Regions from separate parts of the Homo sapiens genome. Here region 2 is linked to region 1. The links are chromatin loops, found by intact Hi-C in ENCODE. Cell type or tissue: MCF 10A. All regions are shown on one strand.

Evidence for each region. A loop is a pair of places that touch in the nucleus more often than their neighbours do. Peaks named below come from ENCODE experiments on the same cell type or tissue, not always from the same donor. Only the 100,000 strongest peaks of a DNase experiment are listed, where the experiment ranks them.
Region 2: it touches region 1 in a loop (1.9-fold over the local background); 4 of 110 quality-filtered maps call a loop at or near these places.

What each region holds. Positions count from the first base shown.
Region 1 is chr2:99,877,089-99,885,088 of GRCh38, reverse strand. All of the region lies in intron 7 of AFF3 (ALF transcription elongation factor 3), which reads left to right. Among named protein-coding and RNA genes, the nearest start is that of AFF3, 260 kb to the left of the region's middle. In MCF 10A, no CTCF peak of the experiment used is centred here; DNase peaks (open chromatin) are centred at 2,978 and 4,698.
Region 2 is chr2:100,009,869-100,017,868 of GRCh38, reverse strand. All of the region lies in intron 4 of AFF3 (ALF transcription elongation factor 3), which reads left to right. Among named protein-coding and RNA genes, the nearest start is that of AFF3, 130 kb to the left of the region's middle. In MCF 10A, a CTCF peak has its summit at 3,906; a DNase peak (open chromatin) is centred at 3,828.

The DNA of each region.
Region 1 (8,000 bases):
GGTGATGAGGGGCTATTAACGGCTGGTGAGTCTGGAGAACTGAACAGTGGAAGCTCTATTTTAAGATTCACGTGGCAGTAGAGGATAGAGGTGTTTGGAAGCGGTGGGCAGTTGGCAAGCTATATGGGAGACATTTCTGGCTTAAGAACACAAAAAATGTGGGAATACAAATGGATGGTTCCAGTGAATCCCCCAGGTAGAGGGAGAGGCTGGGATTGGAGGATGGTAGAAGCGAATATGGTGAACCCAGCCACCCCCTCACCAGAATGTGTCTCCTCTGGGAGCTGGCTAATGTGGTCTTCACAGTGAAAATTGTTGGATGAGTGGTATAGACATATTATCCTTTAATTAAACATCTAACTTTGAAAATCTTGATTAATAAGCAGGCCGGGTGCAGTGGCTCATGCCTGTAATTCCAGCACTTTGGGAGGCCAAGGCTGGCAGATCACTTGAGGCCAGGAGTTTGAGACTAGCCTGGCCAACATGGTGAAACCCCATCTCTACCAAAAAAAAAATACAAAAATTAGCCAGGTGTGGTGTTATGTGCCTGTAGTCCCAGCTACTGGGGAGGCTGGGGCAGGAGAATCTCTTGAACCCCATAGGCAGAGGTTGCAGTGAGCCGAGATCATGCCACTGCACTCCAGCCTGGGAGACAGGGTGAGAGTCTGTCTCAAAAATAAATACATACATACATAAGCAAATAAGCGTGGTAACTATAGTTAATAGCAATGTATATATCAAAATTGCTAAGCAGATTTTAAATGTTCAAGCCGTACAACGAAAGTACGTGAGGTGATGGATGTGTTAAATAGCTTGATTTAATCATTCCATAATGTATAAATCTATCAGAACACCACATCGTAACCCCATAAATACGTATACTTTTTATCAGTTAAAAATAAATAATCAAAAAATAAATAGTTATTTGCTTTTCAAAAATAGTTGTCTGCTCAAGAAGGAATTATAATCAAATTACTTTATGGACCAATCTCTCCTAATGTAGTTACAACATGATGTCTGTACCTTTAGTATCACAGTGGGTAAAATGAGGCAGTATTTGCCGTGACTGCACACAAATTTCCTCTCTTCATTTGACCTGTTAAACAAATGTGCATGATTAATGGTTGGCGACTTCATGGAATAATCAAGCAGAGTTCTGTCTGCTTAATAAACAAGGCCCCTGAAATAGAGAATAAAGTCTGTACCATTTTTAATTTGGTAAAATTGTGTTCACGATAATGCTTCCTTTCTTCCTGAAATGTATAATAATAATTCTGCCTAGTCTTGTTTTTATTTTCACGTATCCCTAAAGTTAAATTTTAGTTCCTTGCTGACTCAGTAGAAGGCTCTCTGTTGATTTTAGATTTAGGATGTTTCAGTTGGGAAGGGAAGAGAAGCCACCCTGAGGGCGAGAATGAGGAAATGATAAAAGAAAGATCATGTTATTTTCCTTCTCTCCATGAAATCATGGCTTGCCAAAAGAAAAAAGACCTTTGAGGAATGTAGTAGTTCTCCAAATGAAATTGAAGGGTCACTCCAAAGATTAATGACTCTGAGATGTTAATTCAGAAGAGAATTTATTCTTAAAGGCTAAGATTTATTCTGGGCCAGAGATTCTGAGTTCAGCTGGGAGACTAATGAAGCGTGTATTTTATTTTTTAGCGTTTTTAATGGTGCTGTCAGTCATATAGCATGGGGCTTATTCGCAAGAATTTTAGGTCTGGTTAAAAGTCTCTACATTCAGACTGTGAGAACCTTCTTTAATGGGAATTTTTTTCAGAAAACCTTTAGGGGGTAGCTTATTTCTTTTATACTTGAAAGGTTTTATACATGAGAGTTCTGTGTTTTTATGAAGATATCGTATTGGTGTGAATTCATATTAATTATTAACATATTGCAAAGGTTAAAATGCACATATTTCACAGCAAGGCACCATCCCTTCCCTGGGTTGCATGTTGTTTTTCCTGCCTGGGGTCAAATATAAAACAATTTATTGATATCCTAGCCAGTTCTCTTCCTAAACTGTGGATGAAGCTTCAATTCCACTTTAAAATACATCTATCATTGTTCAACACTTCTTCAGAGTTAAATATCTGTGCAGAATAATACCTTGTTTTCCTTTGTTAGAAGTAACGTTCACTTCATCACTTAAACTGCACCGGGCCCTATCAACACAGGACATTGGCTTCTTCCTCACTAATTAGTGTTGTTCTTACATCATAAACCAATTGATGTGCCCGTCAAAATGTGCATTACTGGGAAATTGCTAGGGCCATGCCTTGGGCCCAGACTACAGTTTCTTTATGTGGGCAACTGTCATGACGACAGCCTTGAGCCTTGCATTGAGTTCAGTTCTGTCACATTAAAAAGAAAATTCTCCATTAAAAATAACTGAGTAAGTAAACTGGAACAGGATGGCCAGTGGATTATGCAGGCTTTACCATGAGCTCCTGTCTGTCATGATATGCTCTTTCATCAGCCAGACCTTCCAAGAGAGATGCCCCTTCTCTAGAGGTGAGCCTGCATTGGGCACTGCTGTGAGGGATGAGTGCTTCCCAAATGCAGCAGTCCTCATGAACCAGGCAGACTGAGGATGTGCTTCAGCCAGGGCTGCAGCCGGTCTGTAGCCACTGCAGGACCCCCCAGGCTTCTGTGCAGTGCTGTCACTAGCTTCTTTCACAGCTGGATAGTTTCTACCCTCCCTCTGGGATATTTCTGCAACATTTGACCTCATAAAAATATAGTGTCTTTAGAATGCCTAGATTGGTTAACGATAATTTATTCGGCAGAGTGGGGCTTTTGAAACCCCCTTGTGCAGATTAATGGCTGTTCCCTGGACATCAGGCAAACCTCAACAGTGCAGTTACTTGTGTCTTCATTTTATATATGTTCACCCACAGAGAGCTGGGAGCTGAGCTCTCTCACATAAGCAGGAACAGCCAAAGAATGCGAAGAATGATTTATGGGTTGCAGTGAGAGAGGGTGGGGAGAGTGAGGGGGAGAGAGAGAGAGACAGAGAGAGAGAGAGAGAGACAGGCAAATGAGGACCAATCATGCCAAAATGAGACATGATTTGCTGCTATTTTCCTTTCCCAGCGTGTTTTTCCTGGGTGCCTCCCCAGCAGAGCTGTTCAGTCACTTCTGTTGTGTGTGCTCATGCATAAATTCAGGTCAAGTACAAAACCCTGATTTCTCTATTCATCATAGGAACGGGTAATGTTCTTATCAATACATAACAAGAAATTGCAACTAATTTGGCTCATGACCTTCTTCTTTTATCATTAATGGTTGAACTGGTGTTTGCTTAGCCATTAATGCATTCAGTTCAGTAAACTAAAGCTGTTTGAAATTTTCACTAATCCTTTTCCATTGAGGGTTTCCCTGGACCAAATCACTTCTGAATAAAACAAAAAAGTGAATGCGTGCACAGGTTTCTCAGATTTTCCGGATCAAACATCATTTACAGGGCATACCATTTTAAAATGCGATTTTTTTTTTCTTTTCAAATCACCAATCCCATAGTACTGGAGAATGAATGAACTGTTTACTGAAAATATGAATTGCATGAACTTACCCCATAAAGTGTTCAAGTACTGAGGGCTTTTTTTCAATGAAAAAATGAAACAATATATAGAATAAAAGTAGAAAAAATGGTTTAACACCTAGCTTTTTTTTTTTTTTTGAAAAGATGCTTTTCAAATGAATCCGTCTTTGCTATTTAATTTACATTTTGAGGGCTCATTAGGATGATGAATGATGAGGCAGGAGAATAAAATATACTTCCTGAACAAAAGACAATCTCTGTAGCCTAATAACATTTTATGCCAGCACTTACATTTGTCAGAAGTGGATGCTATTTATCCCTATGATTATTTAAAAATCATTTTTATTGTCCTTTGTGCTGTGTCCTCTTCTGGGAATTTTAATTCAGAGTTTGACACCTACTTATTAACTTCCATGAAGTATAGAGTACAAAGGCCTATACTCTATAAAGAATTCTAAATAGCCGTGTTTATATTGCCTGCAGCTGTACACAAATTAGCTCAGTTTGGATTTGTTTCTATCAGAAATAGAAAGCCTGTTGGAATAGCGGGTAGCCTCTGCTTCCTCCGTGAAGTAAGTGCTCTCTGCTGTCTGCCCCCATCTGAACCAAGTGGGACTTGCGGGGTAGACAGAAGGGGAATTTTCCTAATTATGATACAGCCCTTATGCATAAGTACATTACTTCCATTTCCTTTGCCTCCTCCAACTGCTCGTCCCAAACAGCACTCCGTCATCTGTCGCCACATACAGATGCCCGTTCTTTCCTCTCTGATCTCCTTGCCCAGCCTACACTCCAACTCCCACACCCTCACTATTATTCCAGATTGCTTCTTCCTGAGCCATCTGTCTCCCTGGCTGTGGATTTTCCCAGCTACTCAGTGGGCTAGATTTTTTTCCAGGGTGGGTAGCACCTTTTGGAAATTGAGTGGGAGTTCTGGATGCCAGATGACATGCAGGCCAGGGGTCCTAGTGTGAGGGATTCTCCACGCTATGGCATAGCCCATAGCGCCAGCCCACGCTGCCCATCCCATGGCCGCCTGTCAAGCCTTGATTTCCACCCACCACCTCAGAATGCCAAAGAACTTTACTTGTGATTCATCCTAGAGGTTTTATAAAAGGTCAGGTGTCTGTTTGGTCTTTCCCGAGGGGAAAAACAGCTCTGCCGCTGAATCAGAGGCCTCAGGGTGAGCCATATCCTGGGGAGATGCCACAGCCAGCCCCAGAACACAGTTGGGCTCTCCAGGGGCGCGTGACACAAAACCAGGCAGTGCGTGTCTTGCTTCATTAGCTTTAATAACATGTACAAATGTTTCGTTGTCATTTCACTCCCGTTCCAGGCTCATGCCTGCTTGCTTCAGGTGATATTATGGTTTTTAGCAGGCTGGAAATAAAACAACCACCCACAAGAATTCAAAGATGAATCCTTGGAAAGTAAAATCTTTACTCCTATTTTAAATCTGTCTTACCAAACGATCCTTGCTGCTAATACTTCAAATCGATATTCTACAGGGAATCCAGCTTTGACTTATTGGTCTGGCTTCATTAGCAATTAAATGAACACGTAACCATCTGACCACCTTTATTGTTATTTTAGATAATATTAAAAAGTGATGCTCTGTTTGGTTTTTAACTGTTTTTATATTTTAATGAAAGTTACAGTGATAGCTGATACTCATACCTGTTAAAAGAGTTTGTAGCTACTTTATCTGTTCCCATGGACATTAATAGTAATCAAAAAGGACATAAAATACTCAAGAAAGTGGTGGACATTAAGACTAGGGTTTCTGTATTTAGGTCGCAGAGCACAGATATGGTCCTTGGGCACGTTGGCAAGATGTGATGGTTTGTGAACTTGGCCACGTGTGAAATGATGACTAATTTATTTTGCTGCCTTTGGCAAAATACACAAGAGTATAAGGACCATTCTTTTATACCCTGTTGACTTGGAGCAAACTATCCAAAAGCTCCAAATCATCTTGACAGAGAAACTCTTTTCATTCTCCTACCCACGAGGTGATAGAGAAATTCTACAAAGGTTGCTTGCTGTACCTCAAGGAAATAGAAGAAATACTGATACACACGCTGTAGTTTTTAATGTAGTGCTTCATTAATATTATTAATATTGTTGTTATACACGTTTATGGAGCTACTAGGAAGTTGATGAGCACAGCCCAGAAGATACAAACATGGTCCCTGTTCACAGTCAGAATTTAAATAAGCTGGAAGATGGATGTGATACTATGGATGGTATAAACATAGAAGTTCAGGGAAAGGAAATGATTTCAAGAAAGGAATTCCATGAATCTGCAGAACTCATTATGAACTGTGTAGGGACGTCACTGACTTTTTTCAAAAGCATAAATAATAGGTATCTTTGTTAAAGAATACAATCTGGAAAACAGTTTTAGAACTGCGTGCTTTATGTTTCCTTCACCGTGATCAGCTCCGGAATTTTTTTCAACCCTATGAGTTATCACTTCAGTGCTTCTTACCCGCAGATTCCTGGGCTGCCCATGAGTATAGACTTGATGCACATAAAAAAATTCTGACATCTTCTCTCTGAAGTTACCTAATTTTGTGGCCTTAGGGTTATCTAGTTGTTTTTTTTCTAACTTCTGTCTAGTTTCATTTAGATATTTGAAAGACAGTCCATGGACTTAAGGAATCCAAAGTGAATCCAAAGGGCTATTGTTTAAATCTCTGTGAAGTTTATTGGCCAGAATGCTCTAAAACAGAAAGTCTAAACCAGGTTTTGTTGGCAGGCATTGGGAATCCCCTAGCCAACCCTCCTTTTACTTTTACTTGGGAGACTTCATTATTTCCAAATCAAGAGTTTGGTGATAGTTTTCTTAGGGAATTGATGGAAATGTCTTACCTCTTCTTACATTTACATTTACCATTTACTATGTTTTTATTTTATGAATTCAGTAGATGCATACCCCCAGAGAGCATGAGACTTGGAAGAAATACAAGTCAGTGCCTCCTGGCAGAAACCTGAAATTTTTTTCCCTTAATTTTTATTAAAATCTACTTGTTATAAAGTAACATATTAAAGGGAGAAATCATGAGACTTTGAGTTAATTTGGAAGGCTCTGGGTGTTTAAAAATCCATCATGAACTCTTAGTGTGTCCCAATAAGTACATGATTACAGGTTGAAAATTTTCCCTGACCCTAAAGTACAAAAAAGTCTGATTAAGTCTAATCAGGCAGGGAAGAGCGTTCCATTGCAAGAACTGTTTCTCCCCAAAGTTGTAATTTAGCCACTTAACATTCAACCAAAAGAATTCTGTTCCAAGGTCAAATTGACCTGCCTGGATTTTTCTTCACAACTCAAAGCTCACGGATGACCTAGAGAATATTGCCATCGAGGTTAGGCAACCTTCCTCTTTCCGCTTCTTGTTTTCTCCTACTGCTTACCACAAATTTGCATTTTATTGGATGTCTATTTTTTTTCAACATAGGACTTAACTGTTAGGTGTTTCTGCAACATTTAATGATTACTAATCAAGGTAAGCTGACTGATAGTATCATGTCTGTGGAACTGGGGAGCAGTGTTGAGGGTGTGATGTAATAATAGAGTGATTTGATTTGATGTGTTCATCCAACATGCATTTTTTTAGTGCCTTCAGTACTTCTTACTACTCTCTCTCCAGCACCTAGAATAGCATCTGGCCCACAGTGGGACTTAGTAATACTTATTGCATGAATGAATAGTGCACGTTTTTGTGAATTACTTTGTTTTGGAATGGAAAAAAATTAACACCTAGAGTCTAGATAGTGTCTAGTCTCTATTTAGCAACCTTCATACTAGTAACAAACAAGCAGTATATATTTTTCTAAACAAAGTAGTATATTATGCTCATAAAATAGTTTTATGTTTTCATTTAATCTTTTCATTGCATTCCAAAAATAATCATCCTGGCTTCATGTGTTTTGTGAACATGGTCTGAACTTCTGACTATAGAATGATGGTCTTTAATAAAGTGCCAGTGACAGTCTCGTCATAAAGGAGGTTCCCTGTCTATGCTGCCATCAGTTGTAATGGCTTTCACCACCCATGGGCCTCACAGCCTCTTTCTTCATGCTTCTAATCACTTTCAGTCTCATTTCTCATAGTGGTGATTCCAATTGTTAGCATTTTCCCAAGTCCCCATCACAGCAGGTGGTAGACATCTGTACCTGAAGGCCCCCTGGCATCCCAAATGCATGCCCCAAACTGAGCTCATCATCTTCCTCCTGCCCTTCATACCGATTACATCTCCCCCTCAATCCCACTTCTCAGTGGCTTCACTGTTTGACGAGTCATTCATCCAACCCAGAAACTGAGAGGGCATCTTCAGCATTTCCATGCTGGCTACCATGTCCAGCTGATTCCCATGATTGTCCTTAAGGAATGTTTCCCAAGAATGGTGGGAGACAGGAATTTCCCAAGAATCTGTGTATTCCTCACTGTCCT
Region 2 (8,000 bases), 130 kb before region 1:
AGGCAGTGGAGCAGAGTCTAAGAATTTGGTCTCTGGTGCCAGACTGCCTGGCTTCACATCTAAGTGATGTCGCTTACTGGTTATGGGACTTGGACAAGTTAGTTAACCTCAGAGCCTCTTGTTTCTCCACTGTAAATAGGGAGAATGCCTCTTGGGGTTTTAAATGCAGTAATTCATGTAAAGTCCATGTAGAGTAGTTGTTACTAGCAACATTTAACATGGGCCAGATGGGCCTGGGAGGATGACATAGACCCAGAAAATTATTTGGGGTGACTGTGGTTTAAACTTGTCTATGGGTCTTTGTGACTTTGTGACTCCCTTTAATGTCATAGTTTCTCAAAAGATAGAGTACAGAAGTGGTTATGGCACAGACCACCCTCAATCTCATTCCTGCTCTGGTAGAACAGGTCAGCATAGCTAAAGTAGAGATCTAGAAATGCTCCCAGAAAATATTTTCAAGATTGAATTAAGATTGAGATAACCTTTACTTGTTTGTGGTCAGAGACAAACAAGTAAAAGGGGACCGATATTTTTGAGGAGTCCATGGTAGAAATAATACACTGTGGGTGAAAGGAGTGCTGGTGAGCCAATGTTATAGTGCTGTTGGGGGAAAGTAGAGTGAACATTCATGAGAACTGAAATTACTTGGCTCATAAGGAAAATCCAGGATAAGTGAGCCGGGGCATAGTCATGTTCTTTAGGATTTAAGAATTTGTTATATGCACTGTTGACTGTTTCTCACTCCTCAACAGATTTTTAACCACTAGCACCTTCACTACCACTTTCACCACCACCAACACCATTACCACCACCACCAGCATCGTCATCATCACCACCACCATCACTACTGTCACCACCATTATCACAACCACCACCATCATTACCATTACCACCACTACCACCATCATCACCACCATCAACTTCACTACCGTCATCACCATTATCATAACAATCACCACCATATCATCACCACCACCACCATCACCATCAGTACCACCAGCACGATCACCACCTTCATCACCACCACCATTACCACCATCACCACCACCACCATCAGCATCACTGCCATCACCATTACCACCACTACCACCACCACCATCACTACTACTGTCACTAACATGTTCACCACCAATACTATCACCATCGCTACCACCATCACCGCCACTACCGCCACCACCACCATCACTGCCAGTACCATCACCACTTTCATCACCAACACCATTACCACCACCATCACCACCACCACCATCACCATTACCACCACTACCACCACCACCATCACTACTGTCACTAACATGTTCACCACCAATACTATCACCATCGCTACCACCATCACCACCACTACCGCCACCACCACTATCACCACCAGTACCATCACCACTTTCATCACCAACACCATTACCACCACCATCACCATCTCCACCACCACATCACCACCACTGCCACCACTACCACCATGACCATCGCTGCCATCACCATTATCACAACCACCACCATCACCATCACTACCACCATCACCATCACTATCACTACCACTAACATGTTCACTACCACTGTCACCATCGCTGCCACCACCATCATCACCCCCACTACCACTGCCACCGCCACCACTACCACTGCCATCACCCCCACCACCATCACCGCCACTACCATTGCCATTATCACAACCACAATCATTATCAGCATCGCCACAACTACCACCACCACCAGCACCTCTACCACCACCACCATCACCACCACCATCACCATTGCTACCACCACCACCATCACTACCACTACCACCACCATCACCATCACTGTCATCACCACCATTATCACAATCATCACCATCACCACCACCACCACCACTACCACAACACCTTCACTGCCACTACTGTCACCATTGCTACCATAACCACCATCATCATCACCATCACCACCACCACCACCATCATAACCATCATCACCATCACTACCACCAACACTACTGCCAGTACTTCTGCTGCCACTATCACCACCACCACCACTATCACCACCATCGCACCTATAGCATCACAACCACAACAACTCAGAGCTTCAAAAGACTCCAGTTGGGAGATTCTTGCCTTTTTACCACGTTCTACCTTCAGCCTCACCTTCTCTGTCTGAGTTGCCTCTGTCCCATGCTCACTGTCTTTCTGCCTTTCAGTCCACCAGCTATGTCTATAGATTAAGAAGGGAATTTGCAAGTACACTTCAGCAACCTTGCTTTACTCTAATTTAAAAAACAATTTTTAATTTTTATCATTTGCTTTATAAATAACAAGAGATGTTAATTAGTTTGACTCATTAAATTTAAAACAATTGTTATAAATTTGGAGTGTTTGATTAAATTTCCTTAATTATACACAGTGCTTACGCTGCTGCTCTGGAGAGCAGGGGAGTTTCTGGGGAACGTTCTTCTCTCCTCCTTATGCCTTTTCTTCTTCCTCCTCACCCTCATGGCTCCAGGTCCATGCCCAGGGAGCATGTTAGCATGTTGTCAGGTCTCAAAGTATCTGAAAAGATTGTCTTCTCTGTGGCCAGGCTGCTTAGAGGCAGCCTGATATAAACTGTAAAAAGGGGGAGAGTGTTTCTCTGTGTCCTCTGCATCCACTCTTCATGCATTTGCTCCAAACCAAATCTGCTCTTAGGAAGGGATCAGACGAACCTGTTTAGAGTGAGGTAGCAATGATAGGTTAGCAGTGGGTAAACCACATAAATGAAACTTTAAATGAGGAATTCCACCTTGTTAAAGAAGTAAGGTGGGCCAGGCACAGTGGCTCACGCCTGTAATTCCAGCACTTTGGGGGGCCAAGGCAGGCGGATCATGAGGTCAGGAGATCGAGACCATCCTGGCTAACGTCCTGAAACCCTGTCTCTACTAAATATACAAAAAAAAAAAAAAAAAAAAAAATTAGCTGGCTGGGTGTGGTGGCACATGCCTGTAGTCCCAGCTACTCGGGAGGCTGAGGCAAAAGAATCACTTGAACCTGGGAGGCGGAGGTTGCAGTGAGCTGAGATCACCCTGCTGCACTCCAGCCTGGGCAACAGAGTGAGACTCCGTCTAAAAAAAAAAAAAAAAAAAGGAAGCAAGGTGGTATGGAGGTATGGAGAGAGTAACATAACCGCCTCTGAATATACTCCCAAAGGCCACTTACTAGTAATCCATGTATTTTGTACCTCTAAGCCCTTCTTCTTTTCCATCTCCTTAACCTGCCGTTTTCTCAAGCTCAAAGCTGGTCTCCTGCAGGAAACAATGCTGATTCCTTGTGCTACCCCTGCCAGTGCCCTGACCACAGGCTGCTCACATTGTTTGATTGTGAATTGGTGCCCTTCTTCCTTTTCCCCATTCTCCTTGCCCCAGACTGTTGTCTTCTCATCAGCAGGATGGCTCAATCACGACCCTGTCTCCCTAGTATCTGACACAGTGGTATTCAGAAAATGCTTTTGGACGAAAGTGAATTGTGTTTTTGTTATTTGAAAAGGACTGTATTTTAAAAACATGCAAAACATGATAACTTTTTCCAAAAGATAGGTGAGAGGTGGTTCATTCTCTTCTCCTTGAATTTGCTTATTTCTTAGACTCCCCACAACCCTGGAGACATATCAGTAGTTTGGATAGTTTTTTAAAAATAAGAATAAAACATTTTGATGATTCTAGTCAAGGGATACAATTGGCTTCATATACCCTTGCCTAAAAGTCTCCTCCATGGGAAATGCAGTTTGCTTGGAGCGAGTGCTCCAAGCAAACTGCATTTCATCAGATTTCATCAGGCTGCATGTGGATGAGTGCAGTGGGAAGGAGGTCATCCCCCCCTGGCTGGCTGGGTCTGCTGAATCAACCTGTGACTCAGCCAGAGGGCAGGCTGTCCTGGCTCCAGCACCTTTCTCACCAGTAGGGCAGCCTAGGGAGAGATTGGAGCAGGCTAATGAATGGGTAGCACTTGATAAAAATAGTGACATCAGTAGCCCTCGCTGGGCAACTTTAGAATCTTATCATTTTTTATTTTTTTATTCACTTCTCTATCTTCCATTCCACAATTCTAGGTTACATAGGTCTGCTTTGTGTGTGAGCTGTGGAAAGAGACTGATTTCTATCCTTTGTCAGTTGGGGGCTGTAAAAAATTATAACAGCTGAGACTTTATTCCAGAATTCTCCTTATGGTTCTCTCTGTCTGACTGGGAAATAGCTTGCCTTATTTCATTTATTCCTGTTTTGCCTCTGGGGCTCATGTTAACTACTTCTCACTACTGGGCTTGTCAGACATCAGGGTTTAAGAGGTGCCACCACTTCTTGGCTCCAGGATAGCTCCTGTTCTCTGGGCAGAGCTGAGTAAGGTACTTTGGACATTGCTGTTCCTTTTACACAGTGTGTCTTTATGACATTGTTTTGATGATCAAACTCTTATCCTAAGTTTCTTGATCTTTAAAAGAGTTAACCTAGTCATAATATTCACCATCAGTGTCTTTCTCCAAGGGGCATTGTGAGGATAATTAAGGGACATATAGGTGAAATGTTTTGAGCTCAATGGAAGAGAAAAGCCATCGGGCTCATAGATGTTACTTTTATTTAGTTTCATGCTGTTACCGTATGATCAAGAATAGATGAATTTTGGAAATGATGACAGTTTCATGTTTAGACGTCTATTTCTACTTAACCACCATAATTGGCCTTGGCTGGAGCTCTACAAGATACCGCAATTTATAGATTAAAAACAAATAAGTGAGAAATGATCAAAAATGTTTTCACTACATTTTTTATTTGCTATTTTTTTTAATTCTAAAAATAAATAGGCCCTTTAAAAGGAGTTGATTAAAAAGGTTTATTTTCTGGGAATGTTATGCATCTGCAACAAATGATAAATAATATTGAAGCAGTTGGCTACCTCCACTTTCATGCAAAATAAATAAATACATTTGGTGACATACATTTGAGGAATGTGATTTTTGTAATTTTTATGGAAATAGGAGCAACTTTGCAGATGATAGAAATTTTTACCATCTGCTAGTAACAAAGAAACATAACTCATAACGTGCAACACATTTTGAGTTTAATGTATATGTTGGCATGCCGGGAATTGGAATTCTCTTAGACCTAAGTCAGCCATCCCAGGGGAAGCTGACCTGACTTTCAGCTTGTCAGGCGAAAGCTTTCTTTGCTTTTAAAGCATGATCTTCACATTGCTCAAATGGCAGGGGGACGAAGAGGGCTAAGCTTTCATGGCAAGAGATGAAGAGAAAGGCACTCTGCAGGCTGGTGAGCACCGGCACAATTTTCACTTGTAATTAGTGGGATGGGGGCTCACTGTCGAGAAGCTACTGTCTTTATGAGTCAAAACATTTAGTATTGGTAGAAAGGTGAGAGTTCAGACACTTAGGGAGATACAGGGGGTGGGAAGCCCAGCCTTTCTCTTACAGTGACATCTGCTTTAAGCAAGTGACATTTTAGCTCCCTAGCCATGAAATGATATGTGGTGGGGGGCTTGTGCTTCTAGTTAAAGAGAAGGAATGGGTAGGTTAGTTTTAAGAAGCAGCTCAGTGGAGGCTACAGAGCTACCCACCAAGGAAGGAGGAGAGAAACCAAAGGGAAGGCATTGCCTTTCTTTTTGAGTTTCCTTTCCTCTCCTTTGAAGAAGTGGGGACGTTGCCATTTTGAGTCATTCTGGGTTCATCTTATGGTGTGGAAGCATGGCACGAGCATGATGGCAGGCCCCTGAAAAGACGACTAGTGGATTTCTATTAGAAGATTATGAGTAAGTGGTCCTGAGGGTGTTCACTCCTTCTTGGTAGTAGGAGCTGTAGGCTGGTTATGCGGGTAGAACTTCATTAGTGGATTTTATCTAGCAATCTGGATGCTTTATAAAGCATCTTGGAGTGCTTTGGGGTATCCTTCAGCTTAAAGGGGTTGGGGGATGAGGCAGGTTTAGTTAAAGAGGAGCATCTTTTCTCTCACCTCCAACATTTTCAGAGTAGGACATGACTCATAACTCCCAGACCCTGGAAATGTATTGGGTCTGATATCTGCCTAATTAATTTTGGTTTTTATCCTATTGCCTTTGTCTTAAACATTTAAGCCACACTGAAAAATAAGTGGAGTTTATGAATCTGTTTTCATGGCTGCATCTACTGTTGTCCCTTCCTTTGTTCAGCTTGCCTCCCGTTCTGACCCTCCGGGATCTTGGATTCTTTCCCCTCGGCTTCTGGAAAATATGCTGACAGACTCATGCACGCTAAGATACTCAAGGCTAATCAGGTTTAAAGTGTTTCAGCTTCTTGTGGTGTTTATATTTCTTGCAGGGGTGAAGACATCTTAAACCAGAGGAATGACTCTCTAGTTGTGGAATTTCAGTCATCAGCCAGCAGATGCAGGAGGTATTATTTTGGGCATGGGGGCCTTCTGAGAAGCCCAGAAATCATTCTCAATGACCACCTGCCTGCTCCATCTTACATGAGGCCACTTCGTGCATCACACCAGTCTTGTGTGTCTGGTTGGGTTGACCTGACTGAGGGCAGCAAGCATGTGTGTGGGAGTCCCTGCTATGTATGGGAAAAGGGGAGAGTTATGATGCATGCTGTGCAAGCTTTTTTTTCTTTTGAGAGGGAGTCTCGCTTTGTCGCCCAGGCTGGAGTGCAGTGGCGCAATCTCGGCTCACTGCAAGCTCCGCCTCCCGGGTTCGTGCCGTTCTCCTGCCTCAGCCTCCCGAGTAGCTGGGACTACAGGTGCCCACCACCGCCCCTGGCTAATTTTTTGTATTTTTAGTAGAAATGGGGTTTCACCGTGTTAGCCAGGATGGCCTCGATCTCCTGACCTCGTGATCCACCCATCTCGGCCTCCCAAAGTGCTGGGATTACAGGCATGAGCCACAGCGCCCGGCTGCTTTTTGTTTTCTAACTGCAGGTGTCAATATTGTTCCAAAAGCTAGAAGTGCATAATGAAACTAGAATTCTCCTGTTGATTAAAGGCTACTTCATATCCATCTGCAGTGTGGGTCATATATCCTCAGAGCAGTCTCCATTTTAAATCCATGGAATGTTCCTGAAAGCCGGGGTTTCATATTACAAATGTCCACAAGCAGGGCAGGACCATCATACCCTCTACTGGGAACTGGAAGTCTGGTTCTGTGAATAAGAGTGTCTTTCCCATCTCCTGCTTTCCTTAGGCTGGTCACTGTCACCACAGCCACCCCAGAGAGTTCTTAGTGATCAGTGATCGTGATGTTAGCGCTGTGAGCCTCTCAGTTGGTAGAAGATTCTAGAGGCTGCAGTCCCCGTTATATGAAGGTCACTGGTTGGACTCCCAAATCTAATAACTGTGGGTAATATACTAAGGATGAATTAAAATGCTAATAGGCTCCATGTTCTGGATATCTTTACATTCCCTAACCTTAAATTTAAATTAAATGCCTTAGGTGCTGCAGCAGCCTTGCCAGAAGCATGTTTAGTATCGCATCACCCCTTAGACAGCAAATTTAAACTGTACCCCAGCCACACGGGCAGAGCTAGGATAAGCAATATTTATTTTACAATAATTTGTGTGTCCCCCTACAGCTACATGATACATATACTTTCTGTTTTACTAAAGATAGTTATTTAGCTTTTAAAAATCACAATTTTTATAAGTTCCTTTGAACCCACAGATCCTTTTATTATTAACAATATTTTATTAGCAATATGTTGGATTTTGTGGCACCTAAAGCTACTCCAAAGCCATTTTATAGATTACCTTCACATTTAAGCCTTATAACAGTGCCATGAAACGCCCCTGCTTTGTAATGAAGTCATTAAGGCGTAGAGAGACCGAGTGGCTTTTCCATCCCCATGTCGCTGATTTGGGGAGAACCACATTTCGCAGGTGAGTGTGCCAACTCCCAGCTCAGCATCTGCCCACTAGACCAAGTGGGAGCTGGAAGCAGAATGATGGCCAGGTCACTGAACCCACCTGCTTCTGCTGGGAAAGGAGGACAGAGCTCATCTTAAGGGATCTGTAAGCTCTTTTTGAT